2 separate regions of the Homo sapiens genome follow, and region 2 is linked to region 1. A link is a contact called in ENCODE Hi-C or POLR2A ChIA-PET data. All regions are on one chromosome and are shown on one strand. The core of a region is the stretch at or near the end of the contact, and the rest is flanking DNA. Distances in the headings are between cores, read along the strand shown.

The links. A loop is a pair of places that touch in the nucleus more often than their neighbours do. ChIA-PET counts read pairs that join two places held with the same protein, here RNA polymerase II (POLR2A). Pooled maps may share reads with other maps.
Region 2: a map with no recorded cell type shows a loop between it and region 1 (3-fold over the local background). The contact joins the promoter of CHADL here to the enhancer-like site in region 1. A Hi-C loop is called at or near these places in 2 of 37 single-sample maps with no recorded cell type and 6 of 50 pooled maps. POLR2A ChIA-PET finds 5 or more read pairs at or near these places in 11 of 52 experiments (BJ, CD4-positive, alpha-beta T cell, CD4-positive, alpha-beta memory T cell and 7 more).

The regions. Positions count from the first base shown.
Region 1 is chr22:41,018,216-41,024,939 of GRCh38, reverse strand. No RefSeq gene overlaps it. Among named protein-coding and RNA genes, the nearest start is that of SNORD140, 52 kb to the left of the region's middle. RefSeq lists enhancers at 1,991-2,567, 3,722-4,299 and a silencer at 1,997-3,226. Within about 2 kb of position 2,284, at least 39 of the 41 ENCODE cell types and tissues checked have a DNase peak (open chromatin) inside an H3K27ac peak, as active enhancers do; they include CD4-positive, alpha-beta T cell, where a contact is called at or near this core.
Region 2 is chr22:41,237,055-41,244,804 of GRCh38, reverse strand. CHADL (chondroadherin like) reads left to right here and starts at 3,874. Exons shown (of 6, transcript NM_138481.2): 1 at 3,874-3,931; 2 at 5,185-5,362; 3 at 5,920-7,629. The coding sequence starts at 3,924. RANGAP1 (Ran GTPase activating protein 1) reads left to right here. Exons shown (of 16, transcript NM_002883.4): 16 at 1-26. RefSeq lists enhancers at 3,270-3,770, 3,771-4,271, 5,721-6,308, 6,309-6,897, 6,898-7,486 and 1 more and silencers at 6,584-6,963, 7,024-7,123.

The sequences.
Region 1 (6,724 bases), core at 1,035-3,534:
TCCATGTTACTAAATCCAGTGGTCACTCTTTTGTCCTTCTACCTGACCTCTTGCTGGCATTTCACACTGTGGATCTCTCTTTCTTTCTTTATTTTTATTTTTGAGACGGAGTTTCGCTCTTGTTGCCCAGGCTGGAGTGCAATGGCGCCATCTCAGCTCACCGCAACCTCTGCCTCCTGGGTTCAAGCGATTCTCCTGCCTTAGCCTCCCAAGTAGCTGGGATTACAGGCATGCACCACCACGCCCAGCTAATTTTGTATTTTTAGTAGAGACGAGGTTTCTCCACGTTGGTCAGGCTGGTCTCGAACTCCTGACCTCAGGTGATCCACCTACCTCAGCCTCCCAAAGTGCTGGGATTACAGGCATGAGCCACTGCACCCGGCCAGGTCTCTCTTTTTTGGGACACATTCTTCCTTGGCTTCTGGGAGACCACAGCCCCCCGGTTTCTCTCTAGTCTCATTAGTCACTATCTCTACCAACTCCAGTCCCATGATTTTGAACACACTCCTCACTCCTCTTCACTCCTGGATTTTTATCTCCAGCCCTGCTCTCTTCTCTGAGAACTTACTTTGTCACTTGCTTTGTGTGACTTCTCCACTTTGATATTAAAAAGGCAGCTCAGGGCCAGGCGCAGTGGCTCACACCTGTAATCCCAGCACTTTGGGAGGCTGAGGCGGGTGGATCATCTGAGGTCGGGAGTTCAAGACCAGCCTGGCCAACATGGTGAAACCCCATCTCTACTAAAAACACAAAAATCAGCCGGGTGTGGTGGCACGACCCTGTAATCCCAGCTACTTGGGAGGCTGAGGTTGCAGTGGGCCGAGATCGTGCCACTGCACTCAAGCCTGGGTGACAGAGCAAGACTCCGTCTCAAAAAATAAATAAATAGGCCGGGCACGGTGGCTCACGCCTGTAATCCCAGCACTTTGGGAGGCGGAGGCGGATGGATCACGAGGTCAGGAGTTCAAGACCAGCGTGGCCAACATGGTGAAACCCCATCTCTATTAAAAATACAAAAATTAAGCTGGGTGCAGTGGCTCACGCCTGTAATCCCGGCACTTTGGGAGGCCGAGGCGGGTAGATCACAATGTCAGAAGTTCAAGACCAGCCTGGCCAAGATGGTGAAACCCTGTCTCTACTAAAAAACAAATTAGCCAGGCATGGTGGCACATGCCTGTAGTTCCAGCTACTCAAGAGGCTGAGATGGGAGGATCACTTGAGCCCTGAAGGTGGAGGCTGCAATAAGTCTGGAAGACTGATAGAGACCCTGTATCAAAAATAAAATAAAAGGCAGCTCAGATGTAACATGGCCAAACCCTATTTTGATCTCTCCATTCTCTCATATCTGCTCCTTGCCCATTACAGTTAAGAACCCCTTCAACCAAGCCAGCGTCTCATCCTTGAAGCTCTCTTTTCCTCAAGTCCCCACTACAATCCATCAGCCAATCTGGTCACTTCCACCTCCAATTAGTTCCCTGAATCAGCCTCTTCTCATCAGCGCCACTGCCTCCACCCAGCTCAAGGTCTTACGTGGGCCACCTGATGTCCCAGAAAGCATGGGCACGGCTTACAGATATCACTTAAGTCTTTTCACTCCTTTAACCGCTTTTTAATTCTCTTTATCATCACCTAGGAACATTTTTATCTCCACTCTAACATTTTTATCTACCCGACTTTTAAAAGTTTTCTAAACAAACAATGGGCCTTTCATCCATTGTTTCAGGGGGCATATGCTGAAATATGACACGATGTCAGGGATTTGTTTCACAATAATAGGGAGGAACAGTGGGTAGGGGCTGGGGAAAGAAAAAAAAAACAGGATCAGGAGTTGCTCGTTCTGTGTGGGGGGATGCTCGCCAGGAGCTCACTTTACCATCCTGACTTTTGTTTATGTTCAAAATTCTCCATAATGAAAACCCGAGATTACCAACTCCTACGTAACTGACTTTACGGACAAGAACTCTTTTATCGGGTGCTTGAGGTCAGACCGAGTTACTGCGGTCTGCCAGCAGTGACAATTTAGTGAGGGCTTACTGCTATTAACAACTGTTAAGTGCGGCGCTGATAGGTAACAATGCTTGCGCTCCCAGCGGGGCAGGCACCGAGTGCTTCTTCGGAGGCGCTCCCGACCGCAGCCCAGGCACCCAGACCCCCGCCTGCTCCAGGCCGGCGCCCCGGGCACCTCGGCGGAAGCCGGGAGCGAGCGCAGCTCGGGAAGCCAGAGCTCCACCCTCCCCGAGGCCTTGCACGTGCAGCCCGGAGACTCCGCTGCGCGTCCCTCCCTGCCCCCACCGCGGGCACGTGACCTGCAGCCCTGGGGCCCGGGAGGACTGCGGCCGCGGAACGTCGTAGAGGATCAGGGAAGGTTCAGGGTCGACCTCCAGACTCAGTCCTTGGGTTGGGTGGCAGGGTGGGGGCACTAGGGTGGGGAGATCTCGAGTTTAGGCCATAAAAAAGATCAGAAAGAGAAGAGCCCGAGAGAGAGGTGGCCCACCTTGGCCCCGGAGCTTGGGAGGGCGGGTCCCGGCTGGGGTTCGTGGGATCTGGACCCACTCGCCCCCCGGGACGCGAGCGCGGCGGGGACCGGGCGCGCGAGGCTGCGCCGAGAGAGGGCGCCGGCCCAGGTGCGGCCTCTGGGTGTGGCCGAAGCCAGCCCAGGCGGCCCGGATTGTCGTCCTCTGCGGAAGCGGCCCGGGCGCGGGAGCCGCGGGCGTAGCCAGCTCCGGAGCCCCGCGCCTCCGCCGCCCCGCGCGCCCTTCCTTTGTGTCTCCCAAGCAGGGGTGAACGCAGACCACTTGGATTTGATTTTTCCGTGCGAGTTCCCTTTTTTCCAAGTTCGGGGCCCCTCCTTCCCCCAGCGGCGCGCGCCCCCGGGGTGTCCGCCCCCTCCCCCTCCGGCCCAGCCCTGGGCGGGGCAGACGCCCTTGGAGTCGGGAGAAAAGACTATCTGATTTCAAAACCGACGCGACCCGAGCTGGGCTGCGGAAATGGCGCCCATGTCCCGGCTCCGGCCAGGTCGTGATCAGGAGACAGGTGTGGCCCTGGGACCCGTTTGGAGAGCAGAGGGGACATAAGTGGGTGCTGGGGGCGGGGGAGCTTGTGGCCCTGCGGCCCCCGCCCAGCCCCCGCCGAGCCCCCGCCGCAGCATTTCGGAGCTGGGCGCGGCAAAGGAGGGCCGGGACGCAGGCAGAGCGGGGGTTGAGCGGGGCCTGCGGCAGGGAAACCGGGAGAAGCAGGAGGCCGGGCGGGGCGGGGCAGGACGGTTGAGTCCTTCATTGCTTCTATCACAGACTGAGGAGCCTCTCCCCACCGCAATCCCTTTATACTGGGTAGGGGTTCGAAGGCACAGGGACAGAGTATACAGGACACTGCTTGAGGCAGCGCGTCCACCCACCATCTGTGCGACCTCATCAAGTCACCTCTCTGAGCCTCAGTTTCCCGGTATAATGGAAACGGCAATTTTAAATGACACGTAAGTGCCTGGCACTCATTGAGCTCATCAAATGAAGAGCCCCGTCTCTGGGCCCCCTTGCCCCTGAGGGAAATGCACACACAAACCTAGAAAATGTGCTGTAATGCACAATGTGGGACAGACCCAGTCACTCTCCTTTCATTCTTCTTCCATCGAATATTCTGAGGCTTCGGCGCCAGCCCTTTGCCGGCGGATGCTGCCGAGATGAAGACAGCATGCTCGGCCTGGTGAAGCCAATAAAAGAGCAGGCTCCCCTCCTGGGGCCAGGTGTCACCACAGAAGCAGGCCCTGGAAGATGCCAGGAGCCAGCCAGCCCAGGGCCCTGTCCTACCCCCGGCCCTTCCGCGGGCGAGAGCCCAGGATCTCCAGGTCCTGCCCTGCACTTGGAGATTTGCTCCCTAACAGGTTTTTGGTTTTGTTTTTTTGAATAGAGGCGGGGTTTTGCCGTGTTGCCCAGGCTGGTCTCAAACTCCTGGGCTCAAGCAATCCTCCTGCCTCAGCCTCCCCAAATTCTGGAATTACAGGCGTGAGCCACATGCCCAGTCTGTTGTTTTTCCTTTCTTTTCTTTTCTTTCTTTCTTTCTTTTTTTAGAGACGGTCTCTCTTGCCTCACTTTTTTTTTTTTTTTTTTTGAGACAGTGTCTTACTCAGTTCACCCAGGCTGGAGTGCAGTGGCGTGGTTTTGGCTCACTGCAACCTCTGCCGCCCAGGTTCGAGCAATTCTCCTACCTCAGCCTCCCGAGTAGCTGGGATTACAGGCACCTGCCACAGCGCCCTGCTAATTTTTGTATTTTTAGTAGAGACGGGGTTTCACCATATTGGTCAGGCTGGTCTTGAACTCCTGACCTCGTGATCCACCTGCTTTGGCCTCCCAAAGTGCTGGGATTACAGGTGTGAGCCACCACACCTGGCTCGCCTCACATGTTTTTAAAAGATCCAGTGTCCTGATGGCTCTTGGTGCTCTTCCCAGATGATGGTAAAATGCTCAGTGTGGACCAAGAGAAGCCTGACCCTGACAAACATCCTTTTTTCTTTACACATCTGAATTTTGATGAGCTCTGAAGGGAACTCGATTTCTCCGCAGCCGTCCTGAGTTCTGTGGTGCTTAGTGTCTGATGCCTTCATCTTCCTTTAGTTTCAACACTGTGTATAACTTAGTCCTCTCCAGGACCTGTCCCCCAGCTCTGGGGAGGGACCAAAGCTGTACAGTAGGTGAATAGTGAGTAACTGGATGAAGTGTTCTTTTGTCTCTCTGAATGCTCCCCAGAGCCATAAGGAATTAATAATCTTGGCTACTGGGCTGGGAGCAGTGGCTCACACCTGTAATCCCAGCACCTTGGCAAGCCAAGATGGGAGGATTGCTTGAGGCCAGGAGTTCGAGACCAGCCTGGGCAACAGTGAGGCCCTGTCTCTACAACAAACAAGCAAACAAACAAACAAGAACAACAAAAAAACTCAGCTACCACTTCATGAGTATCTATGCTGCGCCAGGGACTACTTCAGGTACTAAATTCATGCATCTTATATAGAGACGGGAGCACGGTAGGGGATGGCAGAGACAGGTCACTCAGGAAGTTAAGCCAAGGCCAGGTTGGAAGTTAAGCCAGGCCCTGCCGCTGGGTGAACTACACAGGCAACGAGCATTCCACCCTGCCCTGCTGGGTATGCACAGTCTCAGTGTGGTATTCCTAGTGCTGCCCGAGCAGGTGCCAGAGGCACCTTGGGGTGGGGTTATCATTCTGGAAGCTAGAAGGACCAGCAGCTCAGGCAGGGTCCAGTTCCTATTGATTCTACCCTGAAATGTCCCTCAATTCCCTCGACGTCTCACCATTTGTCCCTAGATCACCACACAGAGTCCTTCCTTGCCAACTGGCAGTGCTCCTTTTTTTTCTTTTTGAGACGGAGTCTTGCTCTGTCGCCCAGGCTGGGGTGCAGTGGCGCGATCTCAGCTCACTGCAACTTCCGCCTCCCAGCTTCAAGCCATTCTCCCGCGTCAGCCTCCCGAGTAGCTGGGACTACAGCTAATTTAATATTTTTTGTATTTTTAGTAGAGACGGAGTTTCACCATGTTGGCCAGGATGGTCTCGATCTCTTGACCTCATGATCCGCCTGCCTCGGCCTCCCAAAGTGCTGGGGTTACAGGTTTCAGCCACCGCACCCAGCCTCCCCGCTTTTTTTTTTTTTTTTTTGAGATGGAGTCTCGCTGTCGCCCAGGCTGGAGTGCAGTGGCGCAATCTCGGCTCACTGCAACCTCTGACCCCTGGGCTCAAGCGATCCTCCTACCTCAGCCTTCTGAGTAGCTGGAATTACAGGAGTACGCCACCATGCCTGGCTAATTTTTGTATTTTAGTAGAGACAGGGTTTCACCATGTTGGCCAGGCTTGTCTTGAACTCCTGGCCTCAAGTGATCTGCCTGCCTTGGCCTCCCAAAGTGCTGGGCTTACAGGTATGAACTACTGTGCCCGGCCTCAGTGCTCCCATTTTAATCCATCCCTACCCGGAATCTTACTAAACATTTTAATTCCATCATTTCTTTTTCTTAGATATGAGGCCTCACTCCATCACCCAGGCTGGATTGCAGAGACACGATCATAGCTCACTACAGCCTCTAACTCTTGGGTTCAAGCGATCCTCTCACCTCAGCCTCCATAGTTCTTAGCTGGGACTACAAGTGTGCAGCATCACACCTGGCTAATAATTCCATCCTTAACCCTCTGCGAGGGATGCCATTTGCCTTCTGAATAAACCCAGACTCCTTCAGGAGGCTTACAAGGTCCTGGGCCACATTTTTAGCCTTTCTTCCATCCACTCCACCACAGACTTTAAGATGCAGTAAAAATGGTTCTCACTTCCTTGCCTTACCACAGCTGTGCCATCCACCTGTCGTGCCCACTACCCATCTGCCTCTTCAGGCAGGACTGTGTGGATTGGATGTTGCCAGATCACAGTGGCCTGTTCACTCTCCTGGTTCCTCCTCAAGGACTGAGCACCTTAATTGCATGTCAGTCTTATTGTACTTGGACTCCCTCATGTCTACCGCGGCATATGTGGAGTGAGTGAGTGAGTGAATGAATGAATGAATGAAGGGGTTAAGATTTGGACCAGCTTGTCCCTGAGGGGTCCAGTGAGTTTCGAAGATGTACCTCAAGCAAATAATCATAATCAGGTTGCATGCCCACCCAATGCCAGCAGAGGAGACCAGAGACCAGCGGGCAGGTGGAAGCTGTGCCCCCAGGAGTCTAAGAAGTCTCT
Region 2 (7,750 bases), core at 2,625-5,124, 220 kb before region 1:
TACACATAAAAATGGTTAAAATGATAGATTTCATGTATTAATATATTTTACCTCAGTTAATGTTTTAAAAATTAAGCAAAACTATAGAGCTTCACCCGGGTGTGGTGGCTCACGCCTGTAGTAATCCTAGCACTTTGGGAGGACGAGGCGGGCAGATCACTTGAGCCCAGGAATTCAAGACTGGCCTGGCCAACATGGCAAAACCCTGTCTCTACTAAAAATACAAAAATGAGCTGGGTGTGGTGATGCATGCCTGTAGTCTCAGCTACTTGGGAACCTGAGGTGGGAGGATCACCTGAGCCCAAGAAGTGGATGCTGCAGCAAGCCGTGATCGTGCCACTGCACTCCAGCATGACTGACAGCGAGACCCTGTCTCAAAAAAGAGAGAGAGAGCTTGTAGGAGATAGTGTAAGTGAGTATCTTCAAGGCCTTAGGAGTGAGGAAAAGATGAATAAATTAAGCTGTATTTAACCTCCTTTGCCATTATCGTGGGATGTTCACACAATGGAAATGATGTAGCAGTGAGAACAGGTTTCTGTTTATCAAAATACTCATTAAGGAGTACAAAGGCAACTTACAGACAGGGAGAAAATAATTGCCTAAACTCTCTCTGTATATATATATGGGTGGGGGGGATAACTTTAATTTTTTTCAAACAGGGTCTCATGTTGCCCAGCTTCTATCTCGGCTCACTGCAGCCTCTACCCCCCGGGCTCAGGTGATCCTCCCAGAGAAACATAATCACAGTGTGACACTCTTATGCCCTCACTAGAATGGCTAAAATACAAAATACAGTACCAAGTTTGGTGAGGATTTGGGGCAACTGGAGTGGCTGGCAGATGTGTAAATTGGTACAACCTTTTTTTTTTTTTTTTTTTTTTTTGAGACAGGGTCTTGCCATGTCACCCAGGCTGGGGTGCAGTGGTGTGATCACAGCTCACTGCAGCCTCGACCTCCTGGGCTCACTTAGTCTTCGTGCCTCAGCCTCCCAAGTAGCTGGGACCATGTCACAAGCCACCACGTTCAGCTTTTTTTTGTAAAGACAGGGTCTCATTGTGTTGTCCAGGCTGGTCTTGAATTATTGGGCTCAAGTGATCCTCCCGCCTCAGCTCACTTAACAGGCATGAACCACCATGCCCGGCTACAGTGCTCTTTCTAATAAACCCATGCTGGAAACAACCCAAATGTCTATCACTAGAGGAATGGGTAAGCTACTTGTGGTACGGTGTGGTACCGAGAAGGTAGGAATGGTCTGCCCAAGAAGAAATATTTTAGCATTGACATTGTTTAGACTTGTCAGCACATGATAATAAAAAGCAGAGACCAACTTTAAGTCAGTTCCATTGTGTCTCACTTCTCCACTGACAGCACACCCGCTTACTGCCTGCATTGTGGGCAGACTGCCTCCCGCCCCTGCCCCATGCCACTGTTGTCATATATTTATAGAATGGAAGGCTGGAATGCTGAATTTAAAAAAAAAATTAAAATAGATGAAGCCGGGTGCGGGCTCACACCTGTAAATCCTAGGACTTTGGGAGGTTGAGGCGGGCGGATCACTTGAGGTCAGGAGTTTGTGACCTGCCTGGCCAATATGGTGAGACCCGTCTCTACTAAAAATACAAAAATTAGCTGGGTGTGGTGGCGGGTGCCTGTAATCCCAGCTACTCGGGAAGCTGAAGCAGAATTCCTTGAACCTGGGAGGCGGAGGTTGCAGTGAGCTGAGATCACGCCACTGTACTCTAGCCTGGGCAACGAGAGCTAGACTCCGTCTCAAAAAAAAAATAAAAAGATGATTCTCACTAACATAATATTGAGTGGAAAACGCCAGACACAGCCAGGTGCAGTGGCTCATGCCTGTAATCCTAACGCTTTGGGAGGCCGAGGTGGGAGGATCACTTGTGCCCCGGAGTTCAAGACCAGCCTGGACAACATAGCAAGACCCCAACTCTACAACAAATTTTAAAACCAGCTGGAGGTGGCGGTGCATATCTGGAGGTCCCAGCTGCTTGGGAGGCTGGTATGTCAAGGCCGCAGTGAGCCATGATCACACTTCACTCACACCTGGGCAACAGTGAGACCCTGTCTCAAAAAAAGGACGAAAGAGCACACTGAAGTTCCATTGATTGGAATTTGCCAAGCAAAAAAAGCACAAAGCAGATGGCTGTGTGGCATGGCACTATTTCTTTTTTTAAAATGTTACTGCAGGGCTGGGCGTGGTGACTCATGCCTGTAATCCCAGCACTTTGGGAGATCAAGGCGGGCAGATCACTTGAGGTCAGGAGTTCGGGACCGGCCTGGCCAACATGGCGAAACCCCGTCTCTACTAAAAATGCAAAAATTAACCAGATGTGGTGGTACACATCTGTCATCCCAGCTACTTGGGAAGCTGAGGCAGGAGAATCGCATGAACCAGGGAGGTGGAGGTTGCAGTGAGCTCCAGCCTGGGCGATAAAGTGAGACTCTGTCTCAAAAAACAAAAAACTCCTGCAGTCTAGGAAAAGTACACACAGATGTTCATTGTTTAACATATATAAATATATATAAACATATACATTTATATTTTTATTATATATAAATATATACACACATAAGTGTATACACACACACATACATATATATATATATATATATATATATATATATATATATATATATATATATGTATATATTTTTTTTCTTTTTTGAGACAGTTTCACTCTGTTGCCCAGGCTAGAGTGCAGTGGCGCCATCTCGGCTCTCGCGTTCATGCCATTTGCCTGCCTCAGCCTCCCAAGTAGCTGGGACTACAGGCGCCTGCCACCACACCCGGCTAATTTTTTGTACTTTTAGTAGAGATAGGGTTTCACTGTGTTAGCCAGGATGGTCTTGATCTCGACCTCGTGATCCACCCGCCTCCGCCTCCCAAAGTGCTGGGATTACAGGCGTGAGCCACCGCGCCCGGCCTTTTTTTTTTCTCTTGAGACAGAGTCTGTGTTGCCCAGGCTGGTCTCAAACTCCTGGGCTCAAGTGATCCTCCCACCTCAGCCTCCCAAAGTGCTGGGATTACAGGCATGAGCCACTGTGCCTGACCCCTGTTTCCAATTAAAGGAACAAACAGTAGAAGATGCAATTCCATCAGAAGCAGGAATCTGAAAAATCAAGATACATGAACATTGGCCATGGTCTGGATGTATTATTTAAAAAACAAACACGAGCTTGGGAAGATGCGTATTTGGATATTCTTTGCAATATTGTTTGTAAATAGCAAAAAATTGGAGGTAGCCAATGTCCAAGATGAATGGCTAAGTCAATGTGATACATTTACACAATGGAATACTATATACCACAGAATAATGAGATTCGGAAGAGTCAATTTGGATAACTCCCAGTAATCTGAGGTTAAGTGAAAAAAATGAGTGTCTAGAATCCTGTGTGTCCAGTATTAAACTATTTATGTCAATGTGTAAGCACAAACGGAAGGAAAGGGTCACCTGTTCTGAAGCACCCACTGTGTGCCAGGTGCGGGCCTGAACCCCCACTGTGACCTCAGAGCTACTTATTAATGGGATGTGTTTTTCAGAGACTAGGAAGCAGCCTCTGGGAGGGCAGCCCACATGGCAGGAGGGAGCCCAGGACTGCTGACTCCCGGGCCAGCTGCTGGTGCCCCCTCCCTGTCGGGCTGGCCCAAGGATTCAGGCCGGGGCCTCAGTCCTCGGCTGGGGCAGGCAGGAGGCCCTGTAACTCCAGCCGCTGCTCCCGCCCGCCGCCCGCCCCTTCTTCACCTCAGCCTGGGGAAGCCTGGCTTGCCTGGTCTGCCGACAATGCCTCCCATTCAGCCCTGTCCCAGCTGCCAGGCCTGCGGGCCGTGGAGGGGGGCTCCTGCCAGGCGGGGACAGCCTGTCCCTGCGCTGCGCCTCCAGGCTGGACCAGCAGTTCCAGGCGGCATGGAGGGGTGAGTCTTTGGGCCCGATGGTGCAAGGGGGGATTCAGAGCAGCTCAGTGGCCTCAGGTAAGTCTCTGCCCCCTCTGGGCCTCTCAGAGGCTGGCGGGCAGGGGCTCTGGGGACTTCCTGGGGTTCTCCAGGAAGGGGGTCTCCCAAGGTGGGCTCTGAGACACGTGGCAATGTGGCCACTGCCAGGAACTGGTCCTCTGGGGCTTGTCTGAGAGCCCAGCAGTGGTCCCTGCATTATGAATGCTTGTCGCTTCAGCGATCTGTCCCCATGGGTCCCCTCCCTGGCCTGCCCTGAGGCACAGCCTTCACCACAGGCTCTGGAGAAGCCACCAACTCCAACGCAGGGGCTGGAGCCTGGGACCCAAAGGAGACTCCAAAACAGACGATAGTCCAGTGAGCAGCGAGGGGGAGGCTCCTGGGGGCCGGGGAACAGCCCAGCGATGGGGGAGAGGCCATGCCTGACACAGGCTGAGAACAGAGGGGCCAGCTGGGCAGGGGAGGTGATCTATCATCCTAGCGCTTTGGGAGGCCAAGGTGGGACAATCACTTGAGGCCAGGAGTTCAAGACCAGCCCGGGCAACATAGCGAGACCCTGTCTCTACCAGAAGTAATTAAAAAATTAGCCAGGCGTGGTGGTGTGTGCCTGTAGTCCCAGCTACTCAAGAGGCTGAGGTGAGAGGATCACTTTAGCCCAGGAGGTGAAGGCTGCAGTAAGCCATAGTCATTCCACTGCACTCCAGACTCCAGCCTGGGCAACAGAGCAAGGCTTGTCTCTATTTAAACAAACAAACAAAAAAAGACTCAAGGACCCGGACTGGATGCCTCCCTCCTTTCTGGGGGGTACCATTATGCTCCTGCCACCTGGGAGCTGGCATCATATCAGTCTGAGGACAGGCTGCTTCCGAGCCTACCCTGGACCAGAGCCTCACCACAGCCTGAGAACATGCTCTGAACTGGAGTCATTCTCACAGTCAGCAAGTCCTCACTGAGCCATTGGGCAGAGGCAAAGGGACTAACCAGGTCACTTTTCTGAGCCTCGGTTTCCTCCCATGTAAAACAGGACTAATCATAGGACCTCCACTGCGTGGGGGGTGGGGGGCAGGGAGGCTCAGGGTGATTGGCACTTTCCTGGGCCCAAAGGAGGAGGCTCTGAGGGGTTTTTGGGGCAGGAGCTGCACCATGGCTGGGACTAAGTGAGGGACAGCATGTGGCCTCGGCCCTTGTGCACAACAGACTCTCCCTCCCCGTCCCAGGCCCCGGAGCTCCACCCATGTCCCCTTGGTGCTGCCGCTTCTTGTACTTCTGCTGCTGGCCCCGGCTAGGCAGGCCGCCGCCCAGCGCTGCCCACAGGCCTGCATCTGTGACAACTCCAGGCGACACGTTGCCTGCCGGTACCAGAACCTCACTGAGGTGCCAGACGCCATCCCTGAGGTCAGCAGGGCAGGAGCACAGGCACAGAGTGGCAGTGGGGCAAGGTGGGGACCCAGAGGGAGGAGCCTGGGCTGGGCACCAGTTGATCTGCCACCGCCTGCCCGGGAGACCTTGGCAAATTACTTCTCTTTGAGCCTCAGTTTACACTTCTGTAAAATGGGAATAATAAAAACCAGTAACAGGGAGATGATCTATTTAAAATCCTTACTGTGTGAATGGAATAAGTAGGTGACCCATAGATCGATACTGAATTCACTGCAGACCCTGTGGTGGAGAGGCGGGCTGTGGCAGGGTGAGGTGTGGTCTCTGCTCTGCAGAGTCATCAGCTAGTGGAGGAGAGAGAGCGAGGAGGCAGGGACAGCACAGTGTGAAAAATGCCACAGTGGGTGATGCCCAGGGCACTGGAGAGGAAGGCTTCCTGGAGGAGGTGTCAGGGGTCGGATGAAGAGAAATATGGGAAAGGTGACAGGAGAAAAGAGTGTTCCGGGGAAGAAGCAGCACTTGCAAAGGCGGGGTCCCTGCCTGGCTCAGCCCCACTTTCTCCTCGCTGTCCCCAGCTGACCCAGCGGCTGGACCTGCAGGGCAATTTGCTGAAGGTGATCCCCGCAGCCGCCTTCCAGGGCGTGCCTCACCTCACACACCTGGACCTGCGCCACTGCGAGGTGGAGCTGGTGGCCGAGGGCGCCTTCCGTGGCCTGGGCCGCCTGCTCCTGCTCAACCTGGCCTCCAACCACCTGCGTGAGCTGCCCCAGGAGGCGCTGGACGGGCTGGGCTCGTTGCGGCGGCTGGAGCTGGAGGGGAACGCACTGGAGGAGCTGCGGCCGGGGACGTTCGGGGCACTGGGTGCGCTGGCCACGCTAAACCTGGCCCACAACGCCCTGGTTTACCTGCCCGCCATGGCCTTCCAGGGGCTACTGCGCGTCCGCTGGCTGCGGCTGTCGCACAACGCGCTCAGCGTGCTGGCCCCCGAGGCCCTGGCTGGCCTGCCCGCCCTGAGACGGCTCAGCCTACACCACAACGAGCTCCAGGCTCTGCCCGGGCCTGTCTTGTCCCAGGCCCGCGGCCTGGCCCGTCTGGAGCTGGGCCACAACCCGCTCACCTACGCGGGCGAGGAGGACGGGCTGGCGCTGCCCGGCCTGCGGGAGCTGCTGCTGGACGGCGGGGCCCTGCAGGCCCTGGGTCCCAGGGCCTTCGCACACTGTCCGCGCCTGCACACCCTCGACCTCCGCGGGAACCAGCTAGACACCCTGCCCCCGCTGCAGGGCCCGGGCCAGCTGCGCCGGCTGCGGCTGCAGGGGAATCCGCTGTGGTGCGGCTGCCAGGCGCGGCCCCTACTCGAGTGGCTGGCGCGGGCGCGCGTGCGCTCGGACGGCGCGTGCCAGGGGCCGCGGCGCCTGCGGGGCGAGGCTCTGGACGCCCTGCGGCCCTGGGACCTGCGCTGCCCTGGGGACGCGGCGCAGGAAGAGGAAGAGCTGGAAGAGCGGGCTGTGGCCGGGCCCCGCGCCCCTCCGCGCGGCCCTCCGCGCGGCCCCGGGGAGGAGCGGGCAGTCGCGCCTTGCCCTCGCGCCTGCGTGTGCGTCCCCGAGTCCCGGCACAGCAGCTGCGAGGGCTGCGGCCTGCAGGCGGTGCCCCGCGGCTTCCCCAGCGACACCCAGCTCCTGGACCTGAGGCGGAACCACTTCCCCTCGGTGCCCCGAGCGGCCTTCCCCGGCCTGGGCCACCTGGTGTCGCTGCACCTGCAGCACTGCGGCATCGCGGAGCTGGAAGCGGGCGCCCTGGCCGGGCTGGGCCGCCTGATCTACCTGTACCTCTCCGACAACCAGCTCGCAGGCCTCAGCGCTGCTGCCCTTGAAGGGGCTCCCCGCCTCGGCTACCTGTACCTAGAACGCAACCGTTTCCTGCAGGTGCCAGGGGCTGCCCTGCGCGCCCTGCCCAGCCTCTTCTCCCTGCACCTGCAGGACAACGCTGTGGACCGCCTGGCACCTGGGGACCTGGGGAGAACACGGGCCTTGCGCTGGGTCTACCTGAGTGGAAACCGCATCACCGAAGTGTCCCTTGGGGCGCTGGGCCCAGCTCGGGAGCTGGAGAAGCTGCACCTGGACAGGAATCAGCTGCGAGAGGTGCCCACTGGGGCCTTGGAGGGGCTGCCTGCCCTCCTGGAGCTGCAGCTCTCGGGCAACCCACTCAGGGCCTTGCGTGACGGAGCCTTCCAGCCTGTGGGCAGGTCGCTGCAGCACCTCTTCCTGAACAGCAGTGGCCTGGAGCAGGTGGGCACTGGGCATCTGGCGGGGTTGGTGCAGGAGGCGGCACAAGGCCACAGGCAGCGTGCATTCACTCAACAAGCATTTGCCAGCCCCTTGGTGCCAGGTCTCAGCCTGGGCACGGGGA